2 separate regions of the Mus musculus genome follow, and region 1 is linked to region 2. The links are chromatin loops, found by intact Hi-C in ENCODE. Cell type or tissue: heart. All regions are shown on one strand.

What was found. Hi-C counts contacts between places; a loop is a spot of excess contacts. Peaks named below come from ENCODE experiments on the same cell type or tissue, not always from the same donor. Only the 100,000 strongest peaks of a DNase experiment are listed, where the experiment ranks them.
Region 1: a loop joins it to region 2, with 2.7 times the contacts of the local background. A loop is called at or near these places in 7 of 42 quality-filtered maps.

Annotation. Positions count from the first base shown.
Region 1 is chr2:36,210,760-36,218,759 of GRCm38, forward strand. It overlaps a transcript of Ptgs1 not described here. Among named protein-coding and RNA genes, the nearest start is that of Ptgs1, 16 kb to the right of the region's middle. In heart, CTCF peaks have their summits at 2,735 (motif pointing right), 3,500 (motif pointing left) and 3,699; DNase peaks (open chromatin) are centred at 2,492, 3,412, 5,982, 6,422 and 1 weaker place; H3K4me3 peaks cover 1,664 bases; H3K27ac peaks cover 3,589 bases; H3K27me3 peaks cover 1,915 bases.
Region 2 is chr2:35,541,670-35,549,669 of GRCm38, forward strand. It overlaps Gm13446 (predicted gene 13446), which reads right to left. Exons shown (of 4, transcript NR_045894.1): 4 at 7,865-8,000. Among named protein-coding and RNA genes, the nearest start is that of Gm13446, 13 kb to the right of the region's middle. In heart, a CTCF peak has its summit at 3,133 (motif pointing right); a DNase peak (open chromatin) is centred at 3,422; H3K4me3 peaks cover 868 bases; H3K27ac peaks cover 2,662 bases.

The DNA of each region.
Region 1 (8,000 bases), 670 kb after region 2:
GTGCGGGTGCGGGTGCGGGTGCGGGTGCGGGTGCGGGTGCGCTGAGCATCTCGGCAGGGCCTCCCAGAGCACTGCTGCGCGCTGCCTAGCGGGCCGCGGAGGATCCCCCCTGCGGTCTCCCGGGGCGCGACCTCCTGTACCTGCACGGGGGACCCGTTTCCCGGCGGCCGCCGGGCGGCAGGAAGCCGGGCATTGTTCCCTGGCAGAGGCCGGAGGGGAGTTCCCGGTTCGCGCGCACTGGGGAGAAGAGAGCAGCGCCCGCCTGCAACACGCGCTCCGCTGACCCCTGGCATCCGCTCAGCCCTGAAGCTCGCTCATGGATCTAGGTTCGAATCCCTGTTTGCAGTCTTCCTTAATTTCCCCTGAGCCCAGCTCGGGGTCAGACCCAAGATGCCCTTAACTCCCTCCAGCATGCTCACTCCTCAGCCCACCCTCGAAGTGGAGTTTTACTAGCTAAAGAGAAACTAGTAACAGGGCTCTAGTGAGGTCTCTTGCTGCAAAAGGGGCTTCCTACATTAGATCCTGAAGGACCCTCTCCTGGGCAGATTTTTACCCACCAGCACTGTGATGGATGGGGAAACTGAGGCCTGGGAGAAGATGATATTGCCTTAAGGTTGCCAGTCACAAAGTCTTGCTAGCTCAGAAGTTTGGCAATCCCAGGGGCCTTCTCTCTTGTGTGCCTAAGACCTTTGTGGCTGAGTGTTGTAGTAGATTCGATTAACACTAGTCTAGGTATTAGTGAGGGTGGTAATTAATTAATAATTATTTAATTATTGATTAATAAATTCATAACTAATTAACTATGAGGGTGAACCAGCTGCACACTGTTACCGAATTCCCAAGAATCAGAGGCCCAGGGATGTCCAGTAAATGGCTGAGGTCACACAGCAAAATGGTTGTGAAGTAAGATGACCTCCACGCACAGTTGGACCTGGACCTCTCTTTGGCGATTCTGTCTCCCGCCTACTGACATGTTGGGGACCTATCCTGAAGTGCCTTGGTTGGCTGGGCCTAGAGATTCTGATCATGGAGGAACCGGCTCCTCTCCACCCCTGCCCCCCACCCGGGAACCCTACACCGAGGGTAATTGAGATCAGATGCGGCAGTGACCCGAAAAATGCTCCCGGGAACCTGGAAGCATTTATTGTCTGCAAGGGAATCCAGGGCTCTCTCCCTGCTACCCTCCCTCCCTCTTCCCTCTCTCCCTCCCTGCCTCCTCCCCAGGCAGAGCCTTGGGTACTGCCTGAGGTTAGAGCTGGGCCTTGATGAATAGGGCTGCTGAAAGCGAAGTCCAGGCTTCCTCCTTCCTGGGGATATGGTTACAGGGGGCCAGACTTCCTGCCCCTCTGGCATCCTCTCCTTCCAGAGTGGATCTGCTGGCTTTCAGGGTAGGAGCTGAGCAGCTGGCCCAGGTTCAGACAGACTGGAGCTCAAATGTCACCTCCTCAGGGAGGCCCTCCTTGACCACCCCATAGGAACCAGCCCACCTACAGGCAGTCCTTCCTTCTGCTTAGATGGCTAGCAGTTATTTCTTCTGTTTACCTTGCACTCCAGGTAGCTGAGGGAGAGCAAAGGCTTTGCTTTGCTCATGACCATGGATTATAGTTTCTATGCCCACACATATATGCTCAGTGAATACCAACTGGATGCAGCCCTGATACGGGAATGGCTCTCATTGACCTCTGACAGTGGGATGTGACCTTGAACCTTTGCCTCTGACCTCCAGATCCCACATCATGACAACTTCATCCTCCTTTGGTTTCAGGCTCCTGTTTCTGCGGCTTCCTGTTCTACCTGTGTTCTACTGTCTCTGGCCCTGACTTGGGAGCTCCAGGCTGATCTCTGACCTCAGGTTCTGATTGTTGTCTGCCTTGGCTTTCCATTCGACCGACCGACTGTGTGACTCTGGCCAAACCTCTTGCCTTTCCTGAGCCAGCAGGATTCTTCTTCAAACAAGAGCCAACCTGAGAAGCCCAGGATGGATTTGTGACTAGCAAAGGTGGAAGGTGGCAAGGAAGGGGCTGATGCTTGAGTCCCCTGTCCCCTGGTGGTGGCCCTGGACAGTCCTGCAGATCCCTAGTTTTGAAGAACATAGTTTGAAAACCCACTTTCTTGATTTTTTTCCAAAATATTTTTTTCCTCCACGTGTGTGTGTGTGTGATTTTTTTCCTCCACGTGTGTGTGTGTGTGTGTGTGTGTGTGTGTAGAGGACAATTTGCAGGAGTAGCCTTCTGCTGCTCTATGGAGTCTGGGGATTGGACTCGGATTGTCAGGCTTGGTGGCAAGCACCTTTGCCCGCTGATTCATCTTGCTGGCCCCTTCTGTCTTTTTGTGCCTCTGCGGTGCCTTTTCTGAGGGACTGGCAGCAGCATGTCATTTCCTCCTGTCACCAAAGTGAACGGACTCCAGTGTGTGCTGGCCGTAGTGCTAATCATTGCCTCTGTAAGCAGCCTGGCACGGTCACAGGGGTATGGCAGGGCGAGCTGATGAAGCGTTGTCCCTGGGTGCACATTGTCTGGAATTCAGCCCCACCCCTCTGTCTTCCTCATGCTGATCACAAGGCCTGGAACAGTGCCCACAGATAGTAAGTGCTCAGTGAATGTACAGACAGCCAGGGAGGTTTCCTGTATGTGACCTGTGATGAGCTAACAGGCTGTCTGTTACCACCTCTGCATTAACAGTGATCTCAGAAGCCGCACATTTCCATTTGCCCTGGTCTCTTTGCGGGGCTTCCACTTGGGGGAGCCCGGGCAAGCCACCCTCGGGCAGTCGAGCATAGTCCCCTGCTCTGGACACTCAGGTTCTGCTTGTTCCAAGTGCTTGGTACCTGCTGCACGGCTGAGATGCAAATAACAGGACAGTGTGGGGGAGGGGATCGGGAAGCCTTTCCTGGGACGCCTCCAAGGGCTGATGTTAGGGGGGTTTCACTCAAGGGGGTGGGAGAGGGGCAGGAGAGAGTTCCCCTGGAAATGCTAAGGATGTGCACAGATGGCCTGGTGGTGGCTGGGTGAGTGGCCAAGGCAAGGGAGTGATAAGGATGAAGGCAGGTAAGAGAACGGTTTCAGGCTGCTCAAGCAGGTTCCCCAATTCCACTCCAGCAATAGCAGGCCATGCCAGTGTAAAACTGGTCTCAGTTTTACACCATGGGTAGAGTTGGGGGTGACTCAGACAACAAAATGTCTCAAAATCTGTTTCCAGGTTACAGTTCTTAGAGGTGAAAATGTAAATTTCCTAACAAGCCTCACCGCATAGGACACCTGCTCTGGCTAAGCCGTGTGGGAGTCCACTTCTCGTGCCTTTTCCACCGGGCCCTTTGGACTCTGTGCATGCAGGAATTTGTTTCCTAGAGGCCCTGGCAGAGGTCCTATTCCAGTTGTACCAGTGGTTTCTCCAGCCTGGCTAGCAGGAAACCTCCTTTTCCAGCCTGCCTTGCCTGAGCAGACACGAAAAAGGTGGCCTATGCTGCCACCTGGTGGTCACTTCGGAATACTGTCCTGTGTAGGGGAGTTTCCCCTGCAATGTTGCACTAAGGACTTTTACTGAGGTATCGACTCTGTCACGTGGCTTGCGTTTTGTTTTTCCTAGGCATGGGTATTCAGAACCCTGGCTGTGTGTGCAGAAGCCTGAAGTTCATAATCTGTTCTTCCTTTCTCTGCATTTCAAATCCAGACTGTGTGGAAAATGTAAAAGAGAAACTCAGTATCTTTTCTATCCAAGGGTTAAACAAGACACATTTCATTTAAAAACAAATGGAGAGAAGCTACTTGGCAGAAAGTCAAATTCCTTCCATGTCAGCACTTCTTTTCTTAATTTGGGTTTGTGTTTGTTATGTGTGTGAGTGTTTTGCCTAAAGCTTGTCCGTGCTCCTGATGCCCAGGAAGGCCAGAAGAGGGCGTCAGATCCCTTAGGACTAGAGTTTCGGGTGGTTGGGTCTCTCTGTGAAGGTTCTGGAAGCCATGTTTCTAGCCCCAAGGTCAGCACTTCTTGAAATGAAAAATATGTGTACTAGGTGCTCAAAAATCACATCCCGATTGTCGGCTGTGACACTTTAAGAGAGCCATTATGTAAGGATGTGAGGTGGACCCCATTTGCACCAGCAGGACCCACACTGGATGCACCCTCTGCACAAATCAAACTTACTGCCCTGCTGAAATACTTGTGATTGTGTGGTTATTTTCTGGGGACCCCAGACCTGTTAGGCAGCTATGGAATGCATCTCCTGCCATCCATCTTGTAAGACCAGCTCAGCTCCAGGCCCATCTTCCCCTGCTCCCTGCAGGCAGCCCTGGCTGGGCAGTACCTCATAGTGGTCCAGGCCCACGTTCCAGTTCCTGACTCCCACATTCAGAGCCCACTTTTGTTATTAGGTGCTCTGTGACCTCAGTCAGGTTGCTTGACTCAGTGCCCTACTCTACAAAACAAAGGCAACTGTGTCTCCTTCAGGGGGTTCTCTTTAGGGTGGGAAGAAATTCCATCTAATAAGTTATGCTGAATGAGGGTCATGTCTGGATGTGCTGAGCAAGGATGTGGTAGTCTGCATGGAGTGTGGCTGGGAGATCAAGTTCACCTGCGCTTCCAAGTTCAGAGATGATTTGCATGGCGTCACTGAGGGGCCAGCTGGTGTCCCCACATTCGTTCTCTGTCTCCAGACTGAGGGATGTTGCCTGACGCAAAGCCCCATGACTTAAGCTATGCACTTGGTTTCTCCCATGGCCAGTCCCCCACTCTAAGACAATAGAAGTGTGGTTAGCCCACCCTGAGTCACATCCTTCTGTTCTGAGGAGACATAGTATCTACAAGGTCCAGAGAGCTTCCCAGAAGCCTTAGGGTGAAGTCAAGCCCATACTACACAGCTGTACCTAGAATGTAGAATGTCGTGCAGCTTATATGCATTGGTAGAGTCTTAGCCATTATTACACAGTTCCCATCTACTTCCCAGAGGCCCCTCTCTGCAACCCCAGGGCCTTTGCACATGCTGCTTTCTCCGGGAAGAGCATTAGGGGTAAGCTAGGCGCCTTTTCTGTATGTTTCTGCCCCTCCTATCATCTCCACAGCCTTGTCAGTTGTCTGAGAGGGGCAAGCCGTTGTCAATCCTGTTCTTTCCTATCCTGGTGCTCAGACAGAGTAAACATTAGGCAGCCAGTTATTAAGTTAATTTTTAATTCCTCACTACAGAATGGAACTTAAAAACCAGATCTGGAAAAGGATCTGAATGCAGAAGGCACAGGTCTAATCAAGAGCCTGTTACCTCCTTAAGCACGCAGACTCAGCTAGTAGCTGCGCTCTAGGTTCAGGGCCAAGCCTGTGTGCTATCTTGTTTCTCATTTAGATCTTGTGTGCCTAATTACCTCCATGGTAGAGAAGCTCACAGGCGAATCTCCCACGGGCACATGGGAAGAGCCAGGCAGGACTCTGGCTCCTGAATGGCCTCTTGAAAGGGGCTTGGCGGCAGCTCGCCTGTCTCTAAAGGGCCGTGAGGCACAGGAAGACAGGAAGCAATGTACCACAGGTTCTGAAGATTAGAAAATTAGATTCCATTTTCACAGGCCCCAGGGCCTTCCTAGGAGGAGGCCATGTCCTGGGGAGGGGATGATGGCATACATGATAACCCCACTAAGGAGGGGGTAGGAGCCTGCACACAGGGTAGCCCCCCATCTGTCATGGGAGGAGGAGGAACCAGCACACATGTAGCCCCCATCTGCCACTAGGTAGGGGAAAGGGAGGAGGCTGCACACAGGGTAGCCCTATCCTTCTGTCAACTGCTGTTTGAGGTCCACACACTGCTGTTTGGGAGGCTGGGACCTAGAGCTGGCATCTCCCTTCATGTCTGTCCCCATCTCTGTTGAGCCCAGGCTTGGGTGGGGAGAGAGGGCCTGAAAAAGAGGAAGGAAGATTGCCTGGGTAGAGGTCATCCAAAGAGCAGAGGGAGGAGGGAAGGAGGAGGGAGGAGGGAAGAAGGAAGAGGGAGGAGGGAGGAAGCCCCTGGGAGGGAGCCAGGGTTCAGGGTTTCCAGGCACAGGCTGAACTCTGGTTCTGAGAGGAAAGGCACTCCAGGGTTTTGGAGTGGGCCACCTGAACTTGACCCTCAGGGCAGGTAAGCAGAAATCAAGGCCTCAAACAGACTCTATCCTGAGAGCCTACTGGGAGAGTTCTGGGGGCCAGAAGCTCTGGGCTCAGCTCTGTAATGTGTTCTTGGTCAACCTTTCCTGTGGGGGTGGGGATGGGGCTCAGTCTACTGCTCTGTTGAATAGAGGTGTAGGTGGGTGACTGCAGAGAGACTCAAGGGGTGCAGAGCAGGTGGGGGAGGGGGCTGGAGGTCAGGTTTGATGTGTCCCAGGGCCCTCTGTCCACAGGCTCACCCCTACCCCCACCCAGCTTCTCCTCTGCCCACAACACAGACCACAGCTTTCTCTTCTCCTTTTCTATTTTCAGATATCCTAGAGTTCCAAGGAAGGCCCAGGCTGGGCCAAGAAGCCACCTCCAGAATGCTGTTGTGGTGACACAGAGCACGCAGGGTCCTTCCCCAGCTCTGCTCTTGTCTTTCTCTGGGGGTGGGGTGGGGGGACGACAATTGGAACCTGGACTGCCCAGGAGGCTGGTAGTGGGTTGGGCAGAAGGAATGCAGCCCTGGCTCTCAGCCCAGAGGCTTTGGGTCCGCCTGAGGCTGCCTTGGGGGTGGTGGTGGTATACCTGGCTGGGCAGGGAGCTGCGACCAAGGGCTCTGTGTCTGAATTAGCTTAGGGTGTTTGTGGGGAGTGGGGAGTGGAGGTGTGGGTGGGACTGAGGGTGGGTGGGTAGCCCACAGCTTGGTTTTCTCCTCTGCTGCCTTGGGCCAGGCGTGTTCCTTCTTGTGTCTAGGCTGCTCCTGGAGTTGGGAGAAAGAAGGCTAAGTTAGTGCTGGATGACAATGACCCACCAAAGACTGCTGCTGAAGGGTCCTTGCCTCCTAAGGAGACTGCCACCATGCAGCCTCTGTGCGTGTGCTCTCCGCCCCTTCTCATGGTTTCCTGAACCCAAATCTCCTTCCTCTGAGTTCAGAGTCTGGGATATTAAGCACCATGCATGCTTCCCTCCCGTTCATCTGACTCCTGTTGGCCCTGGGAAGCCCCTCCTTGTCTCTCTCAGTGCTGTGTGTGCTCTTGGTCACCTGGCTCGGAGGGAGGGACTCTTTAGCTCCAGACTTTAGTACTTTAGGCACACTGCTTCAGCCTCTAAGGGCTTCTCAGACAAAGTTTTTCTTGGCTGGGGTGTAGTGGGGGTGGTTGGGAAGGGGGGAGGAGGAAGGAGTGGGGAGGGGTGGAGGTTGGTGGTGGAAGGAAGGAGGCATCTTTAATTAGAATACTCCCCAGGGAAGTCTGGCTAGCAACACTGACAGACACAGGCAGAGGGGGAAAGAGTTAGAACCTGAGAGAGACATGGAACTCAGAGATAGCCAGAGAGGTCAAGTCAGGGCCGAGATGAAGAGGCAGGGCTACCTACAGACAGAAAGGTGGGGGCAGGGGAGAGAGCACAGAATGAAGAGAGAATGACAAGAAAAGAAGGAAGGGACAGTAGAGTGAGGTGCATGTGGCAGAGGAGCCAAGGATAGAGCATGTGGTCCCTGCAGTTGGAGACAGACTCTGCCCTGCAAGGTACCAGGCTGGGCCCTAGTAAAATTCCTCTGTGGATTGATGAAATTCCGGATCTGACTTCTCGATGGAGCATGCCATAGTATTGAAAGTAATAAGAAATCACCTCCCAGTATCACACACACACACACACACACACACACACACACACACACTCAGAACACAGATGGAAAGTCACACATACACACCCATGCATGTGTTTATATGGGTAGACAAACATTTGCACACTTGTACACATGGACATAGATAAAATATCCCATGTGCACACAGGTAAAGTCACATGGAAACACACACATAAATACATAAAAACACAGGTGAGGCACAAAAACACATAGGTACAGAGGTAAATGCATGTACACATACATATGCAAA
Region 2 (8,000 bases):
CACTCTCCCTGTTTCTTTATCCGCATGCTTATTACACCTCCACTATAAGCATCACATATTGTTGCTGCTTTTAACCTAATAAGACGGTGTTTGTCTTTCTAGTGTAGTATGTAGTCTGCTTACATGTAATGCAGTTGCTCGTTCGTGCATTTGGCTTTGTCTCTCCGCTATTGTTCTCTTTTTCTCTTTCTTAACACCCTGGAATAATATAGCTGCATAAAGAAAGTGCCTTTCCAAAGTGTTGGAGATGTGGCTCAGTTGGTAAAGTACCTGACCCACAAGGACAAGGATATGAGTTTGTATCGCCAGCATGCAAGTATGAAGGCTGCGTGCATACGGTCACAAATCTCTGCAACCTGAGTGCGGGGTGGATCCCCAGAGCCCACAGGCCAATCAGTCTAGCCAATCGATGAGTGCTGGCTAGAGTGGTGAGCAACCCTGTTTCAAACATTATGATGAGAACTGAAGCCTTCTGATGGTGACCTCTGACCTCTACATGCTCATCCTCCTACAGGCACGCACTCCCATACACTGCACACATGTGCATACATACAAAATGGAAAGCGAAGGTGAAATACAGACCTTTCATTCAAATAACAAATGTATCGCTAGCACAGCGCCACAATTAGTGATGAGCTGGGCTGAGAAACAGTTCCAGCCAGGAACGTGGAGATAAGAAAGGAATAAACGTCAGTGAGGAAAATATCTGCTTAATTTAAACAAATTTGTCTGTACAAAACAATAATAATAACAATGCCATGTGGAGAGTGATATATAGAAAGAACTCAAATACCAGATGGTTCCAGATGACACCAGAACATGAATCAGGTGGGGTAAATAGGGTTTTAAATGGCCCGAGGTCCCTCATACCTGCATCAGTGGTGAGGGTGACGACATTCATTAGTGTTAGACTTGAACGAGTCAAGGTGCGCTGTGCTGCGCTGGCTTTAGGATTGCCACTTATAGAAAGGGACACTAACAATTAATAACACAGTGATATGATCAATATAAATACCAAACCCACCCGGAATGAAGTTTTAAGAGGATGTGTATGTGTGTGTAGAATACATTTTGACTTTTTAAATATGAAGCATAAGGAAACATCAAAGATAATTTTTTTTAAATGCTAATAAAAATCTCTTCTACTGGGACTGGAGAGGTGGCTCAGTGGTTAAGAGCACTGGCTGCTCTTCCAGAGGTCTGGAGTTCAATTTCCCAGAAACTACATGGTGGCTCACAACCATCTGTAAAGAGATCTGATGCCCTCTTCTGGTGTGTCTGAAGAGAACAACAGTGTACTCGCATATATAAAATAAATAAATAAATCGCTTTTTAAAAAGTCACTTCAGTTGTTGGATGTAAAGGGGGCTCAGTGGATAAAGCCCCTGCTTGTTAGTGTGAGGGTGCTGCTCAAGCCCTCAGAGCCAGGTGGGCCTGGTGGGCTGCCTGTGATCCTAGGGCTCCAAGGGTGGATACAGGGGACTGCTGGGTCAAGCTGCCTAAACGAACTACCATATGGCCAAGCTGTGGGTTCATCTGAGAGATACTGCCTCAGTGAATGAGAAGGAAGATTCCCTATGTCAGCCTTAGATCTCCAAATGTGCACCTATAGATAAACACTCCCACATATGGGAACACACACACACACACACACACACACACACACACACACACACACCTGCCTGCATACCACACACCCAAACACATACTTTTTTTTTTTTTTTTTCTGAGACAGGATTTTTGTCTTGCCACTCTGAAGACCAGGATAGCCTCAAACTCAGAGATCTGCCTGCCTCTGTCTCACAGAGACAGAGGATTAAAGTGCTGGGATTAAAGGTGTATGGCACTGCCTGACCCACACATACATTTTTTAAATTTACGTTAATTAGACAGTAAGCACACAACATTCTATTCAACATGATTCACACATGTCTACATATGTAAAATATTTTTTAGTTTCTGCTCCACTGTTAGCAAAGAGAAAAACAAAATTCAGAATATAAGTCATGCATGATATGGTCTTATTTGTGTATATATATACACACACACATGCATACTACATCATACCACACACACACATGCATACTACATCAATCATACCACACACACACACACACATGAGTACCACATCGTACCACACACACACACACACACACACAACACACCACATCATACCACACACACACATACCACATTATACCATGTGCACACACACTACACACACTATACACATGCACACACCACATCACACCTCACACACATGCATGCATACTATGTCATATCACACACACACACACACACACACACACACACACACCACATCATAACAAACACACACACACATGAGTACCACATCGTACCACACGCACACACACATACACACCACATCATAACAAGCACACATACACATGTACCACATCGTACACCCCCCCACACAAACACATACCACACCAACCACACACACACATACCACATTATACCATGTGCACACATACACACACACTATACACATGCACATACCACATCTCTCTCTCTCACACACACACACACACACACACACACACCCCACATTCTGTAGAAAAAGTGCTGAAGCTTACTTGACAAAGTGCAATCCATGTTTAACTTGGCAGGATAAGAGGTGATAATTCTGAAAAAAAAACCTGTCTATTTTTGTCACATATAGAATCCATGTCATTTACACATTTTCATTAGATATGTATTACCTAGTAATTGGCAATCTCCAACAGACCAATGATGTTGTTGTAGAAGTAAATTGAAAATACATCATGAAAGGCTGTATATAATCAAGTGTCCTTAGCTAGGCCTGGTGGCACAGGCCTGAAACCCCAGCTACTCCAAAGGCTGAAACAGGGGGATTTTGAGTTCAAGGCTGGCCTTGCTACAGAGTGAGTTCAAATCTAGCCTAGGCAAATTAAGGAAACTTTGTCTCAAATTTTTTTTCAATAAAAAGGAAAAGGAAAGTGAAAAGAGGGCTGAGAATGGAGCCCAGGGCTTAGAGCATGTTCCTGGTTGGGACAGCCATCCAAACAAACAAACAAACAAACAAACAAACAAACAAACAAACGTTATTCCTGGCTCCCAGTGGAACCGCCTTGTTGTGCTGGCCCACATCTGCCACACGGTGGCGCTGCTAGTCTGCCGGCTGCTTCCAGCCCCGGACCTTGGCAGGGAAGGGGTGGGATGTCTTAGTGAACAGATTTATTTCCTCAGCATTCTGCCGGCAACCTCAATAGGTGGTATCTGGAGTACAGACTCAGTAAGTCAGCCGTCCCCGTGGGTAGCTCCCGCTGCTGTGAGTCGAATGGCTTCACATCTCCCCATGACCAGCCTGGATACCCTGGTCAAGCCTGTATGGCCTTCAGGATCTGCTCTAGAGGTATAGAGTTTAAAGTCCAGCAGGAGCCCGATTTGTCGTGGCCCGTCTCACCTGTCACGGGAGTTAGCTGTAAGAGAAGGGGGTCTGTGGTGAGGTGGTTGGTCATGGCTCTCTGCACTGACCTCAGTCTCTGAGCGAGTGGTGTCTGCTCAGGGCCTTCCACAGCTCCCTACCACCCTCAGTCAAGTTCCAATGCGCTTCTGGCAATCAGCCCATGCTCCACCCCCTCGGACCCCTTTCTTCCCTTCTGCCTGTCACTGTCCTCATTGTTTCCATTCTTGCAAACGCTCTTTCACTTCCTGTAGCATAAATACTGCGTCCTTCTAGAATTCTCTCCAGCTCCTTCCCTTCCCAACACTACACTTGATTCGGGCCATATGTAGGGCAGGGCCCCATGGGAACCCAGAGCCTGTCTGCCTGGATCATCTCCTCTCTCCTGTGCCAGGACCTGGGGCACCCAGCAGGCACTCACATGTCCCTGCACTGTGTAAGAAGGCTGGAGAGCAGTCACTGGCGGCTGTGGTTGGAATGGGGGGCGCGGGGGTGGGGGGAGACTGGGGGGGCTGGGGGTGGGAGCTGGAGGACTGGGGGGGGGTAGGCCGGTGGGGGGAGGGGTCCTTTAGGGAAACGAGAAGACATGATAAAGGTACTGCCAGGGCCCCTGGCACACAGCTCTAGCTGGACCAGATTGAAGTCAACCACATGAGATAGGTCCCCATCAGCCTGGTCTCTTTTTGTCACACGCTACTGTCCTCCAGACCCCGCATGTCCTCCTGACTCACTGGTGATAGCTTCCAGAAAATGTCCCTGCATTCTGTCACCCGACTTTGTATCTTTTCCCCACCTGCGTCTCCACGGTCTATCTATCTCAGGGTGGACTCCATCACCCACCTGCCATCAAGGGCTTGGTGACTCCTAGGATCCTGTGAGGTAATTCATTCCCTGTTGCTCCTTGTCAGTTCCTCAAATGACATGCTGCAGCCATTCTTCCTGTCCCGAGTTCATTTTGCTCCCCCAGCCTGGGCAACCCCCTCTGTTCCTAGGGGATGAGTGTAAACTCCGTCAGTTTCTGTTTATACCACCTTTCTTCCAGGAAGCCCTCTCTGACTTGGTGTCACTCCTTGGGATTCCTGCAATCAGCTGAACCTCTTTGTCTTTGTCCTGTTGACACTATGTGGCCCTTGCTCATGCCCTGCCTTTTGATTGAAGATGGCATTTAGTCCTTGTTCTATGGCCTCTTGCCACCCCCTAGCCCCAAGTGCACTATCCTTATTGAATCCCCCAGCTTTGGGGGTCCCCTGCTCCTGAGCCATCTCCTGCCACATGCTGGCTTACTCCCCTTCTTGGGCAGTTTTTTCTCATTCCCATCTTCTAAGGCCAGACTTTCACCCTTAGACTTTCCTCCTTCTGTCTCCTGGCACTTCCTCTAGGCACCTGTATCTCAATCCCACCCGTCCCTGAAGGGCGAGAACCTGCCCCCAACCCTAGGCTCAGCCTTACACCAGCTACCAGCCTCTCTACTGTAGCCCAACTGTCAGAGTACAAAGCTAGCCTGAAGCTCAGCCACTCTTCTGCTCCTCACCGTCGACCACATCCTTTGCCCTGGGAAACAGGAACCTTGGTGTCCATTTCCCTTCCTCTTACCATCCCACAGCCAACCCATCAGGAAAGCCCGTGGCTATCTGCAGAACATGTCAGAGTCCCGCAACTTCTCACATCCCCATGGGGACTACCTGGTTCTAGATCTCTTGTTGGGTCAAGTTCAATTCCCTTCTCCCATCCTCCTGACATCCACTCTGCCCCTCTGAGGCCTGTTCTCAATGGGGAAGCCACCTGTGAGTGGGACCCTGATCCTCATTCTGTTCTAGGCCTCCCCTGGGCCATCTCCCTACCTAGAATATACTGGGTCCCTCTTGGACTGCTAGATGCTCAGGAGCTGGCCTGGTCTCTACTGTTCCGTAGACAACCTTAGGGTCTTGAGTGGGCCTCCCCTTGGCTTCTGACCATGTCCCCATGTCTGCAAAGATCCTGTTTCTTTCCCCTCCACCTTCCCTCACCTCTTCTTTTAGATCATTGTTCAGTGAGGTCTCCCCAGATTAATTTAGCTACAAAGCCACTCCCCAGCACTTTCCATCTCCTCCCTGGCTCACTCATCGCCTCTGACACACTGCCCTTGTCTATGTGTTCATTATCTGTCTCCTCGCCCAGACTCTAAGTCTGGGAGGGCAGGGATTTTCTCCCCTATTGTGCTCTTCTGTGTTAGAGTCTCGGTGCTTAGAACAATATCTGACAGATGCCAGACTCTCAATAAACAGTAGCCAAACGAATGGATAACCAAATCCTCTTTCACCAGGCAGTGAAGAACAGGATGGCAGGGGCATGCCTGTGCTTACCGCCATAGCCTAGGACTCAAGTCGTAAGAAATGCTCAGTAAATATTAGTTAACTACGTGCATGAGTGACTGGATAAATGGGCCAGGATACTGACTGTCTCCAAGGGCTGCCACTGGACACGTGTTCTGGCCTGAGCATGCAGGAGTAGGCAGGCCTATCCTCTCTGGAGATGCTTGCTTCCCTGGACCAGTCAGGTGCTCTGCAATAGCGGTCCTTGAGTATGTCTCTGGTAGGATCCTCCCAGGGCTCTGGAGAATTGCTTTGCCTCTTCCCAGCAACGTAGAGAATGGCTCCAGGTACCATGTTAACCCACACTCCGAGCTTCCAGGCCTTAGTCTGCTTCTGAGACTCCCCAGCAGAGAACCTAGTGCCAGGTGTGAAAGGACATGTGAGACTCCATGGTGTTGTGTGTCATCATGTAGAGGGGACCAGTAAGGTATGTGACAGCAAGGAGGCAAATGTCAAAAAGGAAGATGCTGCTAAACGGCTCAGTGACAAATCCTCATTGCAGGAAAGCACGGGACTAAGCCACAAGCCATGAGAATGCTGAGCCTTGGATGGGAGGGTGTATCTATGGGTCTATAGCTGTGTGCACTGGAAGCCTGCTAGACTCATACTTAGCCACCCCTTAATGGTGGTGACCCCAGAGTGGGGAGTGGGCTTAAAGGAAAACTCATGTTGCTCAGCTTGGCAGAGCATACCTTCAATCTTAGAACCCCAGAGGCAGAGGCAGGTAGATCTCTGTGAGTTCAAGGCCAGCATGGTCCACACAGTGAATTCTAGGACAGCCAGGGCTACAAGACCCTGTCTTAAGCAAGCAAGTAAGCAAGCAAACACACACACACACACACACACACACACACACACACACACACACACAAAACCAAAGAAAGAAAACTATGTTCTTTATTGACCTAACTTTTTTTTAAGTTTTCATCTTTAGCCCTCTCTATGGAAGTCCCCAAATTCATAGTAATGCCCCTGCCTCAGCTTTTCTAGTTCTGGGATTACACATATGAGCCATAATAATGTTTTTAAAAATTGTTTCTGTGACTATGTCAGGGCTTGGTCTCCACACATTGCTCCTGAGCTTCGAAGTGGGCAATGGCTTGGTCCTCAGGGCAATGAAAGGAGAGCAGATCGAATGGATGGTAGCTGATTCACCAGCTGAGTGGTGAATGCTATCGGTTCTCAACCTCCAACCCCCATTGACCCAAAAGCCTCACTCTGACATTGAAGGCTCTTGTCCTCTCAAGGCTAACCAGTCTCCCAGCATCCCCACACAGACACAGGTCAGCAAACTACAACCCATGTGATCCTTACAGCTTCAACTGGTTGAAGAGAAACTCCAAAAAATTTTACTATTTTATGACTAGATAAGAAAATGATAAGAAAGCCCACTTTTGGTGTCAAGTAATGGTTTGTATGTTTGTGTGTGTGTGTGTGTGTGTGTGTGTGTGTGTGTGTGTGTGTGTACATGCCTGGGTAAGGGTGCCTTAAAGGCTAGAAGATGATATTGTATACCTTCCTTTTCCATTGAGGCAGTTCTCTCACTGAACCTGGGGCTCACAGGTTCTCAGCTAAGCTGGCGGAAGCCAGCATGTCCCAGCAACCCTCCTACTTCCACTTAGCTCGGCACTGGAGTCACAGGCACCTGTGGGCATCTAGGGATGCCCTCTTTACTAGACGGGTGAAGGGCTGTGTGTCTGCTTCACCACTGGGGTACCAGAGAGCTGCTGGCAAGCAGCTCAGGGGAGACAGAACGCAATCCAAGGATCTCTGACCTGGACAGAAAGAAAGGCTCCAAGGGGCTTTAGACTGGCTGGAATGGCCAAAGTGTTAGAGCTCTCCAAAGGGAAGCTCATGCAGTGTCAGGGTTTCTCCCACTGCCATCATCTCAACGCCAAGGTGGGGAGTGGCTATGACTAACAACAAATGGCAGCTAGTAGCCGCAGCAGCAAGCAGGGGTGAGAGTCCAGCCTGCTGGGCAGATCCGAGGTCCAGCAATGAATGCTTCAGGAGAGAAAACTTCCCCAGAGTCTTACAGCTCAATAAAACAGCCACTCTCAGATGATTCTCAGTGAAATAACTTGTGTACTTTATCCATGTGGATAGGAATAAACATATACATTCCAGGCATAAGGAGGGGTCCAGAGTTAGATGCTTCGTGCTAGCTCAGTCTGGGATGTTAGGCATGCTCTATTTGTGTG